Regions from separate parts of the Homo sapiens genome. Here region 2 is linked to region 1. Evidence: chromatin loops called from intact Hi-C (ENCODE). Cell type or tissue: OCI-LY7. All regions are shown on one strand.

Evidence for each region. Hi-C counts contacts between places; a loop is a spot of excess contacts. Peaks named below come from ENCODE experiments on the same cell type or tissue, not always from the same donor. Only the 100,000 strongest peaks of a DNase experiment are listed, where the experiment ranks them.
Region 2: it touches region 1 in a loop (10-fold over the local background); 38 of 110 quality-filtered maps call a loop at or near these places.

Annotation. Positions count from the first base shown.
Region 1 is chr12:14,615,050-14,623,049 of GRCh38, forward strand. It overlaps GUCY2C (guanylate cyclase 2C), which reads right to left. Exons shown (of 27, transcript NM_004963.4): 22 at 6,956-7,148; 23 at 5,993-6,167; 24 at 4,162-4,260; 25 at 1,584-1,678. PLBD1-AS1 (PLBD1 antisense RNA 1) reads left to right here. Exons shown (of 6, transcript NR_120465.1): 5 at 4,103-4,324; 6 at 4,689-4,706. Among named protein-coding and RNA genes, the nearest start is that of GUCY2C-AS1, 47 kb to the right of the region's middle. In OCI-LY7, CTCF peaks have their summits at 4,114 (motif pointing left), 4,313, 6,942 and 7,180; DNase peaks (open chromatin) are centred at 4,102 and 7,082; H3K4me3 peaks cover 506 bases; H3K27ac peaks cover 5,076 bases.
Region 2 is chr12:14,510,057-14,518,056 of GRCh38, forward strand. It overlaps PLBD1 (phospholipase B domain containing 1), which reads right to left. Exons shown (of 11, transcript NM_024829.6): 7 at 1,455-1,655; 8 at 1,204-1,344. Among named protein-coding and RNA genes, the nearest start is that of PLBD1-AS2, 16 kb to the right of the region's middle. In OCI-LY7, CTCF peaks have their summits at 4,376 (motif pointing right) and 4,576; a DNase peak (open chromatin) is centred at 4,365.

The sequences.
Region 1 (8,000 bases):
TTCTCATCAGTGCCAATATTTAAGCACATCACACATTCCTGTTATGATTTGCATTATCTCTAGACAGATTTTTATTTCCAAGTGCCTTTTTAAAAATAAGTTTCTCATTCAGCAGACATCCTTTTCTCAAAGTAGAGTTTTCTTTTTTTTCCCCAAAAGACATTTTAAAATATCACTCTAGCAACATCACAAGAACTCTAACTTAAAAAGGAAGAAAATTCATCTACAATTCTGCTACGTCAACAAATCCAACTGGTTGTCATTGTCCATATTTCCTTCTAGCCCTTTTTGCAATAAAGTTTTGCTACAAAACTTTTGCTACAGTTTCCCTATCTTATTACAAACACATGTACATCACAATTAAGAACTCATTAAGTGGCATTTCTGGGGCCCATCTGGAGGCTACGGAATGTATGGAAATTTACTGGAATACTGGAAACCCTGTTTTTGCTAAAGCTGGTATTTGAAAAAGAGATACAAAATACATATGGCCCAAACACAGCCAGTGAACCACTATTTTTAAAAAATGAGTTTAATAATATATATCTATAATATATATCAATAATTTAAAAATGAGTGATTGATATATATATATATATAATTGATATATATTGTTAAACTCATTTAAAAAAGTAGTGGTTCACTGGCTGTGTTTGGACCATAGCAATCCATAAACTGGTTCTATTTTGGGGTAAGTGTTCTTTGTAAAAAATGTACTTATGGAGGACTCAAAAAGCAAGTGTGATGTTAGGACACTTTTACGTAAAAGGAGACTTTTCCAAGGTGCAATCCAAATGTAAAGGCCAGAAGCATTATGGCTACCGGAGACAGGTAACTTACAGTTAATAGCTGGCTTTGCCAGTTGTGAAAAGATTCCAATAACTTTGGAAAAGCAGCCTGAGAAGCATTTGGAGACAACTGATGGCTATGGAGGGCAGCTGTTTTAAATGTGAGGAACTGCATGAAGAATCTGGAATAGCGATTCTCAAATATTAGTGTGGTCACAAACACATTATCTTGTTAAAAATATAGATTTCTGATCTACGCCCACAGAGAATCTTGCATAGTAGGCCTGGTAGAGTGTCCACACATCTGCATTTTAACAAGCTTCCAGATGAGGAAGAGGAGGAGAATGGGGCCACACCTTGTCATTCACTCCTTGTGATTCTAGAGCTTCCGAATAGTAAAGCAACTGGCAAGAGAGGTGACCTCAGATCATAGCAGCAGTGTGTAGTAAGAGTAGGGAAGTAAGTGGGGGGACAAGGGTTTTGATTCAAATTAAATAAGTCCTGGACCAGACTGTATGTAGCTCTTGTGTTTGGAGGAGGAACTGGATACAAAACCTGGATATGGCAGAGGAAATGCTGGCAGAGTTCAAAATCTCAAAAGGGCTCTTTGGAGTAAAGGCAAGTTTTGAGTTCACATTTTTTGGTGGTCATTTCTCTTGCAGAGGATGGAGGGTGCTCATCGTGATGAGTACAGAAGAGGATTAGCATGCTCAACTTTCCTGGCCAAGTCTCAAAGGAGGTGGCCCAAGCGTGTCTGAGAGCTTTTCCTATGCATTGTCTCTGTGGACTCCTTACCTTTAAGTATGTTTCTCCTCTCACTTCATAAAGGAACTGGCACTCAGTTCTCTTCAGGATGGCTATGGTGGAGCCACTCACGTGAATTCTCAAAGCTGGAAATGCAAATTGACAAATAAAAATCCCAGCTAGTACACAGCCTATTTGTTTCCCGTTGATTCAGGATATCAACAACACCTGAGACAAGAATCCTAAATCAAGAAGAAACAATTGTGGCTATTTTAATGAAAGAACACTTAAAAATAACATCAGAGAGATAAGAAATGGTATAGTTTGGATATTTGTCCCCACCCAAATCTCATGTTGAATTTTAATCCCCAGTGCTGGAGTCCTGGCCCCCGACCAGGTGTCTGGGTCACAGGGGTGGATCCCTCATGGCTTGGTGCTGTCTTTGCGATACTGAGTTGTCACAAGATCTGGTCATTTAAAAAGGTGTGGCACCTGCCCCTGCCACTCTCTTTCTTACTCCTGCTTTTGCTGTATGAAGTGCCTGCTCCTGCTTTGTCTTCTGCCATGAGTGAAAGCTTCCTGAGGCCTCCCCAGAAGCAGATGCAGGTGCTATTCTTCCCTTACAGCCTGCAGAACCATGAGCCAATTAAACCTCTTTTCTTATAAATAACCCAGTCTCAGGTTTTTCTTTATAGCAATGCAAGAATGCCCTCACACAAGAAATATAATCTCACGTGGGAAGAAAGAAGGCCTGGCATCAGTTTTCAGGGCCCTGCGTGATGTGATGGGGATCCCTAGGTTTTTCTCCATAGATTCTCATTCCAGCTCAGAGTAGTAGCCTGCGGGACCTAGTTTTAGATTTGGCTTGTAGTGCCAAGCTTGGGTGTTGGAGTTTGGTTTTGGGTCCCTGTGGAAAAGTTCCAATAAATAGCTAAAGCCTTGTGGGCAAGGTGAAGATTCGGGAGAGTTGAGGGGTCTTGATTTTCTCAAATTTCCTTCTTCTGGAACATTGTTATCCTTTGACAAAAGAAGTGGTGAGGGCACGCCCATTCACAAGTCCATTGATGTGTATCACCTTTCCCAATATAGGGGCCTAATAGCAATACCACAAACAATTACACAGTAAGAATAATGACAATCCCAAATTGTATACCTACCATGTACCATGATTGCTAAACGCTTAACATGACATCATCCCAAATTATTTCAGAAACCCTCTTGGCACGGTTGGTATTCCATTTTCAATTTGTATCTTTATCTTTCTGAGGGCTAGAAGGATCAGGTAGCTTTCTACTCAACTTATACTGAGAATGATTAACATAATTTCAATTGTAACCCAAGTCTGTCTGACCCCAACCTTATCCTTTTCCTTGCCAGCATGATTTGCCAGGACAAACTAGTATCACATTGTCAGTACACTACCAAAATACCATCCTGCCTCCTGTGGTTTCGTAAGCCCCAGCCATGTCTCCCAGTGCTTATTTTCTCTCTTCTATATATTTCTACTGCTACCACTGTCATCAATATTTATTGAGCATCTACTTCATGCAGCACATTGTGCCTCTACCTTGCCAAGCAAATGCAATATATTCCTTCGTATATAACAAATGCTTAGATTTTTCTTTACTAAAATCAATTCTTGGTTGGGTATGATGGCTCTTGCCTGTAATTCCAACACTTTGGGGCTTTGGGGGACCAAGGCAGGAGACTTGCTTGAGCCCAGGAATCTGTGACCAGCCTAGACAACATAGAGAGACCACACCTCTACAGAAAAAATTAAAAAATTAGCTGTGCATGGTGGCATGCCTGTAGTCCCAGCTACTTAGGAGGCTGAGGTGGGAGGATCACTAGAGCTGAGGAGTTCAAGGATGCAGTGAGCTGTGATTGTGCCACTGTGCCAAAGCCTAGGCGACAGAGTGAGACCCCATCTCAAACAAATAAACAAAAATCAATTTCCAGAAAAAACGAATATGCTTTGGGAGGCCAAGGTGGAAGGACTCCTTGAGGTCAGGAGTTTGAGACCAGCCTGGGCAACATAGTGAGACCCAGTCTCTATTAAAAATTTAAAAATTATCTGGATGTGCTGGTATGTTCCTGTAGTCCCAGGTACTTGGGAGGATGAGGTGGGAGGATCACTTGAGCCCAGGAGTTCAAGTTTACAGGGAGCTATGATCGTGTCACTGCACTCCAGCCTGGGTGACAGAACGAGAGCCTGTCTCTAAAAAACAACAACAAAAAAGCAAAACCAAATAAGAGGGAAACAGGAATGTGAACCAGAGTGTGTAGTTCTTACCTTGCCTACTGATTTTTTTTTAACTTTCATGAATCTATGGTAAATGCCAGGACTATTCTAAGTAGAATATCCCCAGATTCATTGTATATGAGCCAAAAATATAGAAATAGTCTAAAACTGAGCAAAAGTGGAAGAATAAAATAATTATCAGTAAACAACAATGAAAGCAAATGTAGCAAAAGGTGGATTGACACGGGTTTGTGTTCAGCTAATGTGAAGAATTATTCTACATCTCACTGGCACTTTGTATCTCCTTATTGTGCATTTTATCTCACAGTTGCCCTCTGCTGGAAAACAGCATCTTTGTCCTCTGAGAAAAACAGTCTCCCTTCTTACGGAGGCCAGTGGATTCCATCCTAGAGGCTGTGTTGACCGTATCTCCAAATAGACAATAACGAGGCATCTTGATTCCCACAACTCCAGCAGCACAGGGACCTGAAATGAAGGACAGAAAGCAGGAAGTGGAGGCAATAGAAATTGCAGAGTAGAGTGAAGACAGGTAAGCCTCTCTGTATGGTCACAATCCTGAATACTTCCTGTCATGGAGAAGTAGCTGAGGATGTGAAATGTGAGCTGGGACTTTTGGTTTAAATGGATGAATCCAATGAAGCATCATTATTCAATGCATGCGATCATAAAGTATTTTGCTCTCGCAAAGAAAACGACATTTGTAGCAAATAGGAAGGCATTCAGAGATCCAGATCACAAAGGTGATTTTAAATAGAAGGCTCTCAGGAAGGATGAAGATGAGCCCCACTGCTTGCTTACTGTGCCAAACCACACAACCCTGAATTTCACACTGCTGGAGGGCACTGTAGATTTGAAGCTTCAATGGCTCAAGTTTGTTTTATTTTTATTTTAAGGTGGCATTTCTGGGATTGGTGCCATGACAATGGAAGACAGAAGACAAGACAAAGGCATAACTTTCCGTAAGCATTTCATGGACCAGGCGAATGCAGCTGGATGGGGAAGCCTGTGGCACAAGGAGGTTCCAACAAGCAGAACAAAAGCCCAGGCTAGACTATGCGCTGTGGCATATTAGGTAGGAAATAAGGGTTATTCAGTCATGTATTTGCATAGAATGACTGAGTGCAAGGTGTTAACAGTTTCAGAAGTTAAAGATTAACTCAAAAACTGCAAAGCTGAGTTTTAAGCAATGCCTGGCTAAAGATTCATCTAGATGACTTCTGAGTTCCTCTCTTACAGGTGTTTTTTCTATAACACCTGTAACTCATCTCAAACCTTGATGTTCAAGGCTGTTGAATTAAACTAAGTTTGGCCTGAGGCTGCCTCTTAGGGGTCCCTACAAAACAAACTGCAACCTAGCTTGGTACATAAACAAACTAAAAGCCTAACTAGGGTATACTTACGTTATAGATAGCTGAGTCTCAGCCAATCGCAGTAGCTGAGCTTCAGCCAGTCACAGGCTGTCAACTGATGGGACTTTGACCAAATCAGGGGAACACAGAGGTTTGACCAATCAAGTTGTTTCTGTCCCTCACTTCTGTTTTCTGTCTATAAACATTGCCCGCCCACCTTGCCCATTGAAGCTCTCTGAACCTCTTCTGGTTTTAAGGGCCATCTGATTTGAAAATTATTCTTTGCTCAATCAAACTGTGTTAAATTTAATATGCATAAGCTTTTCTTTTAACAAGGCTATGTAACTTTCATGGTCTTTGAAAGTGACTCATGTACTTTCTGTATAACTGCAGTGGCAGGGAAGGGAGGGGGTATAAATATTATAGAAATTTCACCATCTGTTCTTTATTTCCCCTTGTAGATAATCTAATCCACTTAAGATACTATAATATTTTAGTGGGAAAATATATTGAAGTTGGGGGTGGGGAGAAAGGGAATGGGGAGGAAATAAATGAAATCATAGGTATGGTGATTTAAATAGGAGTCCAAAGCTTCTTGTTTTCGTACATGTTTGGTGTTTATCATGTCAGCAGTCAGTGGTGCCCTCAAAGGTCTTGTTCTTAGAGTTCTCTAGGAACTGGGTCTAAATATCTCAGGATGCATAGTGGGACCTCACATTTGGCAAAAAGAATTAAGAGTAAAAATTATGTGAGGTCGATCACACTTGAAGACCTTTTATCCTTTCTGATTTAGTTGGTGCACAGCAGTACATATGGTTCCCAATTTGCTAAGATGCTCAACTCCATACCAGAGTGAACTCCAATGCGAATCCATATTGGGAGGCCAGGAAGATGCTCCAGCTCAAAGGTCCCCATGAAGCTGAGGATTTCCAAGGCCATCTTGGCAATGTCTATTGCATGCCGATTGCCATTTCTCTTAGGCAAACCACTAGCCACCATGTACGCATCACCGATGGTTTCCACCTGTGGAAACAGTTTCTCATGAGTGCCTCTGCCCCTTTGAAAAGTATAGAAAGTAAACAGAAGCAGTTAATCACATGTCAAACACAAAAAGTGATTTGGGAACACAGTATGAGCATAGCCCTTTACACTTTTTCTGGGGCCAGTTGGATCAGTTCTATGCTGATTTCTTCAGGGTTTTTATAGTCCAGTTAATGGGTGATAAAATAGCTATAAAGGAATTTAGCCATTTAAAAGTACTTCATAATTATATAAATTGTCCAGATGTGGTGACAGTTCTAGAAATGTTCAAATAAATAATCTGAATGGTTTTATGTAATTTGAGGAACACCCTTAGTTTCCTGAAAATTAATCCTTTAGCAAATGTCAACATACTATTTAACAGAATATTGTACTTTGTAATATGTAATTGTATACATTCTTGTAGTATGATTTTCTATTTATTATAACCCCAGTGTCTTCTCTGCTTCATTTGCAGTCAGCCTAAACACTGCCCATTTTTTGGAGGTGATTTAAGAGTATGCCATTTTGTCTAAATTTAATACTTCAAATTAATTCCTGCTGAACTTCCTGTTGTATCTTTTTTGCTGCTTCTTAAAGTTGAATGGTAATTTTGACTTCTCACTCCTCTAATCCTTCTACTTCTCTTCACTTTTAGCTCAGATTCAACCACCAATTCACTAAATGTGAAACTAGAGCGGTCAAGAGTAGTAACAGAAACAACCAATTCAGGCTCTGATGACCTTGAGTTGTACAATTAATGGTTTCAGCCTGTTAGGTGATGTGGTTACCTTGTAGACATCATGATGATCAACAATGTGGTCAAAACTCTTATAGATGTCATTAAGCATGTCCACCACTTCCATGGGGGTGCTGTATTTGCAGATAGTAGTGAAACCTACAATGTCACTGAAGTAGATTGTAACTTCCTCATATAGTTCCGGCTCCACAAAGCCTTTCTCCTTCAGAGACTTTACCACTAGCCTAGATGAACGAAGGGAAAAAAAATGCCTTCAACTTCAGCAAATTTCTTCTTGTTTCACATAAATCTTTCAGGTAGTAGTGATTGTCTACCAAGAATTCTAGAATTTGAGACTTCCAGTGAATTGAGTGAATCGGAAACAGAGGTTGTGTATATCATATACATGAACATATTACACAAATACACATATAATGCATGTTGTGAACACAGATGAATACAAGCAGGTTCAACATTAACTTAGTGTTTGATTATTAATCCTAATACACATAAATAGATAACTTTAATATCCTCAAAACTCTCATACATATACATACTTGTCCACTTTTTGCTTCTCTATTGATAATCAACCTCTTACAGATGTGGCTCTACATGCAGAAGCTGAGGAGAGTGTGGTATTACTTAAATCACCACAGGTATCAGATCTGAATTTCTCAACAAAGTTGATAGTTTTACTTTCCTGGCATATGTAATATGGCATTGCTTAATATTACTATGAAATAATGATGCATTTAAATATAAATTTTGATATATTCTGAACCAGAGTTCATTTGATATTTTGAACCAGATTTGGGTCCTTTGTAAAGCAGAATCAATCATGTAAATAAATTAAATCATGCTAAAACTGTAGAAGTCAAATTAAAGCAACTTTTAGAATATCTTTGCTGAATGAGGAGCAGCATATCAGATTCAAGATTGAAGGAAGAGAACCAGAAGAAGGGACTCCATACTTGGTGTGCCAAGTTACCTCTTCATTGAGAAAAGGAAGTGAGGGCTGACATGAAGTGGGATGGTCCCTGTCTGTCCTTGGCATCACTTTGTAGTGGCCCTCAGTATGGAACCACTAGAATCAGAAA
Region 2 (8,000 bases), 100 kb before region 1:
ATAATCAAAGATGTTGATATTTCTGTAGCCTAATGTATACATGGTGTCTCTAAGAGGAAATAAAGACAATTTAAAAAAACAGGCTGGGCACCACAATTTGGAAGGCCGACGCAGACAGATCACCTGAGGTCAGGAGTTCAACCTGGCCAACTGGTGAAACCCCGTCTCTACTAAAAACACACAAAAAATTAGCCAGGTGTGGTGGCACGTGCCTGTAGTCCCAGCTACTCAGGAGGCTGAGACAGGAGAATCGCTTGAACCCGAAAGGCAGAGGTTGCAGGGAGCCGAGATCGCACCACCGTACTCCAGCCTGGGTGACAGAGCGACACTCCATCTGAAGAAAAATAAAAATTAAAATTAAAAACCACTAAAAGTTTCTTTCTGGTAGTTTTTGCTGCCAAGTGAGTTCAGATCAGGTCATTTTCTTGCTACCAAGTGAGCTAGGCTACCAAATCAAAGCAAAACAAGAGAAACAAAATAATAATTTGTGGTTTTACAATTTTGGAATTTTAAAATTACAAATACGTGGTTGTGGACCTATATCACGATTCAGTTTTATAGATGAGGAAAATGAGGCTTGGAGAGATTCACTAATTTGCCTGAGATTTTAAGGAACTGAGATTTGAATCAAGGCAGTGAGCCTCCTGGCTTCAAATGTCTGGACTCCTTCTTGCCCACCAGAAGTGCCTTCTCTGACTCCACCCACTAACAGCCACGTTCTGTTTAGGTTCACCACTGGCCTAGGGACATGAGACCTGATGACAGCTCTTCCCATCCTGAGTTCCTGCAGCTGCTTTGAGTGCTTTGCTTCCCTACTAGACTCCTGAGTCCTTCCAGGTCAGGGATTCTGTATCCTTGCTTTTCTAGTCCCTGGGCCACAGTGGCACTCCAAAAATATTTGCTGAATTGAACTTAAAGCTTTAACCAGGAACACAGGAGAAAAGGTAACATTAGAACTATGAGAAATCATAGAGTCATGAATGCCTGATTTGCGTCCCAATCTGCACATTGTCCTATAAGAGTTTGAGATGTAGGTTTACATGTTGTGCTAAACCTGGTCATTCTGGTGTAATATAGCATCCCCATCCTGTCTTCCCCACCATACCCTCCCCCACCACACATTCACACAATGTGCATTCCCCTACCATATATGAACACACACATACTCATCAGGTTTTAAGACTTACGACATGAAGAAAGTACCTTTCCGTAGAACATCAGTTTGTTCAGAATATTCTACATATGTAGGAATTTGCTCCACAATGTACAGAGTGCCTTTGTCAAGACTGTGGTTCAGCTTTACTTTCTTCAGGTCCAGAACCATGTATTGATTGTTATAGGTGCCTGAAATATCAGGAAACATGAAGACGGGGCATGGGTATGACTTTACTGGTTAACAAGCCTAAATCAAAATATATGTCTGTGCCTAACAGTTATTCTGCAGGGTCACTTACCAGAGTTGTATTTTGAAAAGATGTCTGCCCACCTCTTGCCACTATCTGCCATCATATTGGCCACACGGACTCTTTGCCAGGACAGGAGAGTCTCGGGTATTACCTGCTTTAGCAGGGTTTTATTAAACACACTGTTTGTGGTCTGCAGCAATATCAATCCACTGCTAAGAATGTAAAAATCATCCAGAGACTCCAAAAACCCTACAGGAAAGACAAATATACACATCAGCATATGTATACATGGAACAGTGAACCATCATTATTGACAAAGAGCTTTACATACACAATGCATTTTGCAAAGTGTATCAGTTATTACTATCCTTGATCTGCAGTAGCCTCCCCCAGCTTTGGCTCACCTCTGTGGTAGTCACCCAACTGCCCCTTATAGAGGTGCCAAAAGAACTCCACCCCTGGATTCTCCATTGAAAATTTATTTTGTGATTTGAAATAACAAAAATATGTTAAATCCAGAACATTGCAAGCTTCCAGAATGATAAACAGATGTAGATCCCGACTTGCTAGGATTTTGCAGGAGAATTTTTAATTAGGGAGGGGATTAGCAGGGTTCATTAGTAAGAATATAAATGCCTTTTTTTCTTCTTTTCTACTTTCCTGTATTTTTCAAATTTTGTATAAGTCTACTTTTTTTTTTTTTTTGACACACAGTCTGACTCTGTCACCCAGGCTGCAGTGTGGTGGCATGATCTCAGCTCACTGCAACCTTGCCTCCTGGGTTCAAGCAATTCTTGTGCCTCAGCCTCCTGAGTAGCTGGGGTTACAGGTGTGCACCACCACACCTGGCTAATTTTTGTATTTTTAGTAGAGACCGGGTTTCACCGTGTTGGCCAGGCTGGTCTCAAACTCCTGACCTCAAGTGATTCACCCACCTTAGCCTCTAAAGTGCTGGGATTACAGGTGTGGGCCACCACACCCGGCTAAGTCTACATAATTTTTATAAATGGAAAAACATCTACATTTAGAAAAGTAAAGATGGTTTTGAAACTAGGGCATTGACACTCTTGGTCAATGCTTTTTTATAAATGTTGGAGGCAACACAGGAAAATCAGTGAAGCCACAGTCTTTTCTGAAGACCTATTTTGTGGTTTATACTGGGATGAGTATGGAAAGGATAGAATATCAGGCACAGCTGTAATAAAAAGAGAGGATATACTGTCATCAGTAACAGTAATGGAACAACTGTCAGTGTTAAACAGAAAAGGACCTCAGTGGTAGGGTTAGAAGGGGCCAGAGTGGTAAGTTCCTTCGGTGCATCCTGCTGAAGGGTTTTAAGGCCCTTACAAAACAGTCCCGAGGGAGCTAGCTAGCCCCTTCCACTATGTGAGGTCACAGAGAGAAGGCACTGTCTACGAGAAACAGACCCTCATTAGACACTGAGTCTTCCAGTCCCTTCATCTTGGGCTTCCCAGCCTCCAGAACTGTGAGCAATAACATTTCTATAGCTTATAAATTACCTAGTCTGAGGTGTTTTGTCATAGTAGTCAGAATGGACTGAGATGGTCTCAAATTTCTACCATGATTTTTTACCACTTTTATCATTTTTGCCATATCTGAGTACTATCTGAACTATCATTTAGTTAATATTTTTGTTATTTTTTAACTGACAAGTAAAAATTATATATATTTATGTTATACAAAAGAAAGGATATTTTGATATCTGACAAGGAAACATTGTATATATTTTGGCATACAAAATGATATTCTGATATATGTATACATTGTCAATGGCTAAATCAAGCTATTAACATATGCACTACTTAATATCTTTCTTCAAATTAACTCACTTTTCAAACTTAACTTACCCTTGTCATATATCATAATGTCTCAGAAACTATGGACTTAATGTTTTTGTTTTTTCCCAAAGAAATACATTAAAACAAATACATTTCTACTAATGTGCAAAAAATGTTTGTCCACATACTGCCTCAAATCACCCCACCAGCCCTATGCATGCTATTACACATCTATTCTAGCCTAGTATGGAATAAGTAAGGTGGGGTCAAAGAAACGGGTCACCTGAAACCGGAGGTAAGAGCATGGACTGGGAGTCAGAAGACCTGCATTTTAGTTTCCTGCTTGCCTCTAATGAATTTGACAGTTCTTATTTTGCCTCTCTCTTCCTTATTTCCTTCTTCTGATAACCTGGGACTAATGTCATTCAGCTATTCAGCTCTAACAATCTGATTTTAATTTCTTGAAATTTCTTGAGTAGGAAAGTTACACGATGAGAGGACTGTCCAACTAACTCTTAGTTTTTTTTTTTTTTTTTGAGACGGAGTCTCGCTCTGTCGCCCAGGCTGGAGTGCAGTGGCGTGATCTTGGCACACTGCAAATTCCACCTCCTGGGTTCACGCCATTCTCCTGCCTCAGCCTCCCAAGTAGCTGGGACTACAGGCGCCCGCCACCACGCCCTGCTAATTTTTTGCATTTTTAGTAGAGACGGGGTTTCGCCATGTTAGCCAGGATGGTCTCGATCTCCTGACCTCATGATCTGCCCGCCTCGGCCTCCCAAAGTGCTGGGATTACAGGCGTGAGCCACCGTGCCCGGCCCCAACTAACTCTTAATGAGCCTCTACACGGCTGCCATTAAGCTATAGAGAGCTTTGTGTAAATTAGAGAAAGTTGCACATTCCAAGTGGTACAAGGTTTAACAGTACTCTTGAATGAAATTTTAATGGGTCACCTCTCTAGAAAGACATGACCTGGGCAAGGATATATGGCTTGACAGAGTGTAAAATGGATTGCATTCGTGTCTTGGGCTGGGATCATTTTTCAAACTGTACAACCATACTTGGCAGCCTTGAGAAAGCTCCCTGGTAGATAATCCCTGTAGGGTAGAATGCTGTATTTCCGGAATGACAAGTTTGCTAATTCAATACTTGCTGTAGCAGTCTCCCTGGACACAAGAGGGCAGGCGTTCTTTAATATGTGTAGGTGATTGAATATTACAAGTACTAATGTTTAAGGAGTAGTCTTTCATTTAAAGGCAAGATTCTTTATGAAAGAGACAGGATGATGGAAATATATAGGCTATCCAGAGTTCTAGAGCAAGGAGAGTGAACTGGCCTGCAAAAACTATAGTTGAGGAGGCTAATTCTATAGTTTAGAGTTTAAGATAATAAAGAAAAGGCCCAGAGATGGGACAAAGTTCTGACACATTGCCTTTGAAAAGAAACACATTTCTTTGACTACATACAATTATAATCTTTTTAAATTTTTTTTTTTTTTGAGACAGGGTCTCCCTGTGTTGCCCAGGCTGGTGTCGAGCTTTAGAGTTCAAGGGATCCTCCAGCCTTGGCCTCCCAAAGTGCTGGGATTACAGGTATGAGCCACCACACCCTAACTAAAATTATAATCTTGCTCTCATCTGTCATTAGCAGCTTTGGAAGGCAGATTGAGATCAGGAGAAAATGAAACACTCCAGTGTTTTATGAATGCCAGCCTAAGAATAACATTTCATGATAAGCTTCTCACTGAATTTAATTAAGAAATAAAAAGAAACACTTCCGGTTAATAAATCCTATTTCAAGACTTAAAAAAAACACCAAACTGCAGAAATAAACAGTAACCACTATGTAGTCATGCAAATGGCAACAACAGTTACTCAACACACACCATGGAACAAACACATTAGAAACAATTATGAAGATTGACTCATGGGGAGTTGCATGTTGAGACAGGGTGGAGTTGAGGGAAATCATCTTATGACCAGTTAATCAAGAAAAGTATGAAAACTAAGGTGGGATTTCTGGAAAGGTAGAAGGGAGGACACATCCTGATTTAGGTGGGGAAGATGATCAAGACAGGTCTGATCTGGCAGAAGACATCAGTGTTCTGGGATGGTACCAATGAGGAGACAAAGAATCAAAGAAAGGTACTTAAAAAAAAAACAGAAATTAAGTGCTGCAAAATCCATTTATAATTCTTTAGAATACGTGCCCGTATTCTGCTATTGCTTTTTTTTTCTTGGTTCTACCTTTTAAAAGCAAAGGACATGAATTTTGGTCTGTACTAAATATAGATTGTTTTTATATACTTCAGCTTTATGACCAAAGTACCTAGATCAAAGAGGTAACATGACATTAATAACAGTAATTACAGAACATTAAAAATGTTTACAACATATATTTATTAAATAGGCAATTTTATAGATTATGAAGACTTGACTTAAATTTTCCTGGAGCCTATTCTTTTATCTTCATGTGTACCTACTTTCAAGTACATGCACTTAATATTTAAAAAGGCCAAGCTGGCTCATGCCTGTAATCCCAGCACTTTGGGAGACCGAGGTGGGTGGTGAATCATTTGAGGTCAGGAGTTTGAGACCAGCCTGACCAACATGGTGAAACCCCATCTCTACTAAAAATACAAAAAAAAAAAAATTAGCCGGGCGTGGTGTAGTCCCAGCTACTTGGGAGGCTGAGGCACAAGAATTGCCTGAACCCAGGAGGCAGAGGTTGAATTGGCCACTGCACTCCAGCCTGGGCAACAGAGCGAGACTCCATCTCAAAAAAAAACAAGGCCGGGCACGGTGGCTCACGCCTGTAATCCCAGCACTTTGGGAGGCTGAGGCAGGTGGATCACAAGGTCAGGAGTTTGAGACCAGCCTGACCAACATGGTGAAACCCCGTCTCTACTAAAAATACAAAAATTAGCTGGGCACGGTGGCGCGCGCCTGTAATCCCAGTTACTCAGGAGGCTGAGGTAGGGGATTCGCTTGAACCCAGGAGGCGGAGGCTGCAGTGAGCCGAGATCGCGCCATTGCACTCTAGCCTCGGTGACAGAGCGACACTCCATCTCAAACAAAAACAAAAACAAACAAACAACAACAACAAAAAAGGCTAAGCAAAGATTTTGCTGCTTAGACCACAAGGGCTGCCATAGTCTCACAAACAGGATGGACTATGGATTCAGTATGCTAGGATGGTCTAGGGTGCTTGTTACAAATGTCCCAGCCCAGATCAATGAAATATGAATTTCTATGGATGACACTGCATTTTTAGCAAGCTCCATAGGAAAAATTGGGGAACATCTAAGTTTAAGAGGTATGTATACATGTATGGGGGAGGTGATAGCATACCTGTATATAATGAGAAGTAGGAACACACACACGCTTGGGGAAACACACTAAATGCATCCCAGAAAGCCTCACTTATAGATCATTAAGCTTGAAGCCTCAGCCTTATGGGGATCATCATTACTGGGATCCTCAATTAAAAGTCCTTTGAGGCCAGGCAAGGTGGCTTATGCCTGTAATCCCAGTACTTTGGCAGGCAGAGGAGGGCGGATCACCTGAGTTCAGGAGTTCGAGATTAGCCTGGCCAGCATGGAGAAACCCTGTCTCTACTAAAAATACAAAAATTAGCAGGGCATGGTGGCATACGCCTGTGGTCCCAGCTACTTGGGAGGCTGAGACACAAGAATCGCTTGAACCTGGGAGGCAGAGGTTGCAGTGAGCTGAGATCACGCCATTCCACTCCAGCATGGGCGACAGAGTGAGACGCCATCTCAAACAAAAAAAAAGTCCTTTAAATAGGTTCCATCTTTTATTCCCACATAGAAGCTCCACCCACCTGGCATGGCAGGAAATCCTTTGAGTTCACTGCTCTTTTAGTTTTTTGTTTGTGTTTGTGTTTTGAGACAGGCCATGCTCTGTCGCCCAGGCTGGAGTGCCGTGGCGTGATCAAGGCTCAAGGCAGCTTCAAACCCCCAGGATCAAAGGATCCTCCCACCAGGCCTCCTGAGTAGCTGGGGCTACAGGCATGCACCACCACACCTGGCTAAATTTTTTAATTTTTTGTAGAGACGGGGGTCTTGCTATGTTGCACAGCCTGGTCTCAAACTTCTGGGCTCAAGCGCTCCTCCTGCCTTGGCCTCTTAAAGTGCTGGGATTACAGGTGTGAGCCACCACACCCAGCCGGCTCTTTCAGTTTTAGCCATTTAATTTAAATCCAAACTGCATCATTTCTAAAAAAAAAAAGAAATGGATATTTATAGTTAGATATATTGCCTTTGCACCCAGTCCTCAACCACTGAATTGTGTGACCTTGACCTGTTTGACTATTTAACTTCTCTGAACTGTTTATTTTAAAAATGCAGACAAAATACCCTCCTTGAGGCTTTTTATGGAAGGCAGAATTTGTAAAAGTCAGTATGCTTTGCCTCTCGACTGCATTAACATGCCACAGGCTCAGACTGTTTTGTGTAAAGGATGTCAAAGAACTGCACTTTGTCTAAAGAGAAGTTTGATGTTTTGTATGCTTGTTAAGAAAATACAATACTAGAAGTTAATGGTAGACAACTGATTTTAAAAATACCCTTCTTGTTAGGTTTTTATGAACATTAAATGACATAATAAAAACAAAATGTTGGCCTGGCACAGTGGCTCACGCCTGTAATTCCAGCACTTTGGGAGGCTGAGGCAGGCGGATCACTTGAGGCCAGGAGTTCGAGACCAGCCTGGCCAACATGGTGAAACCGCGTCTCTACTAAAAATACAAAAATTAGCCGGGCGTGGTCACACACACC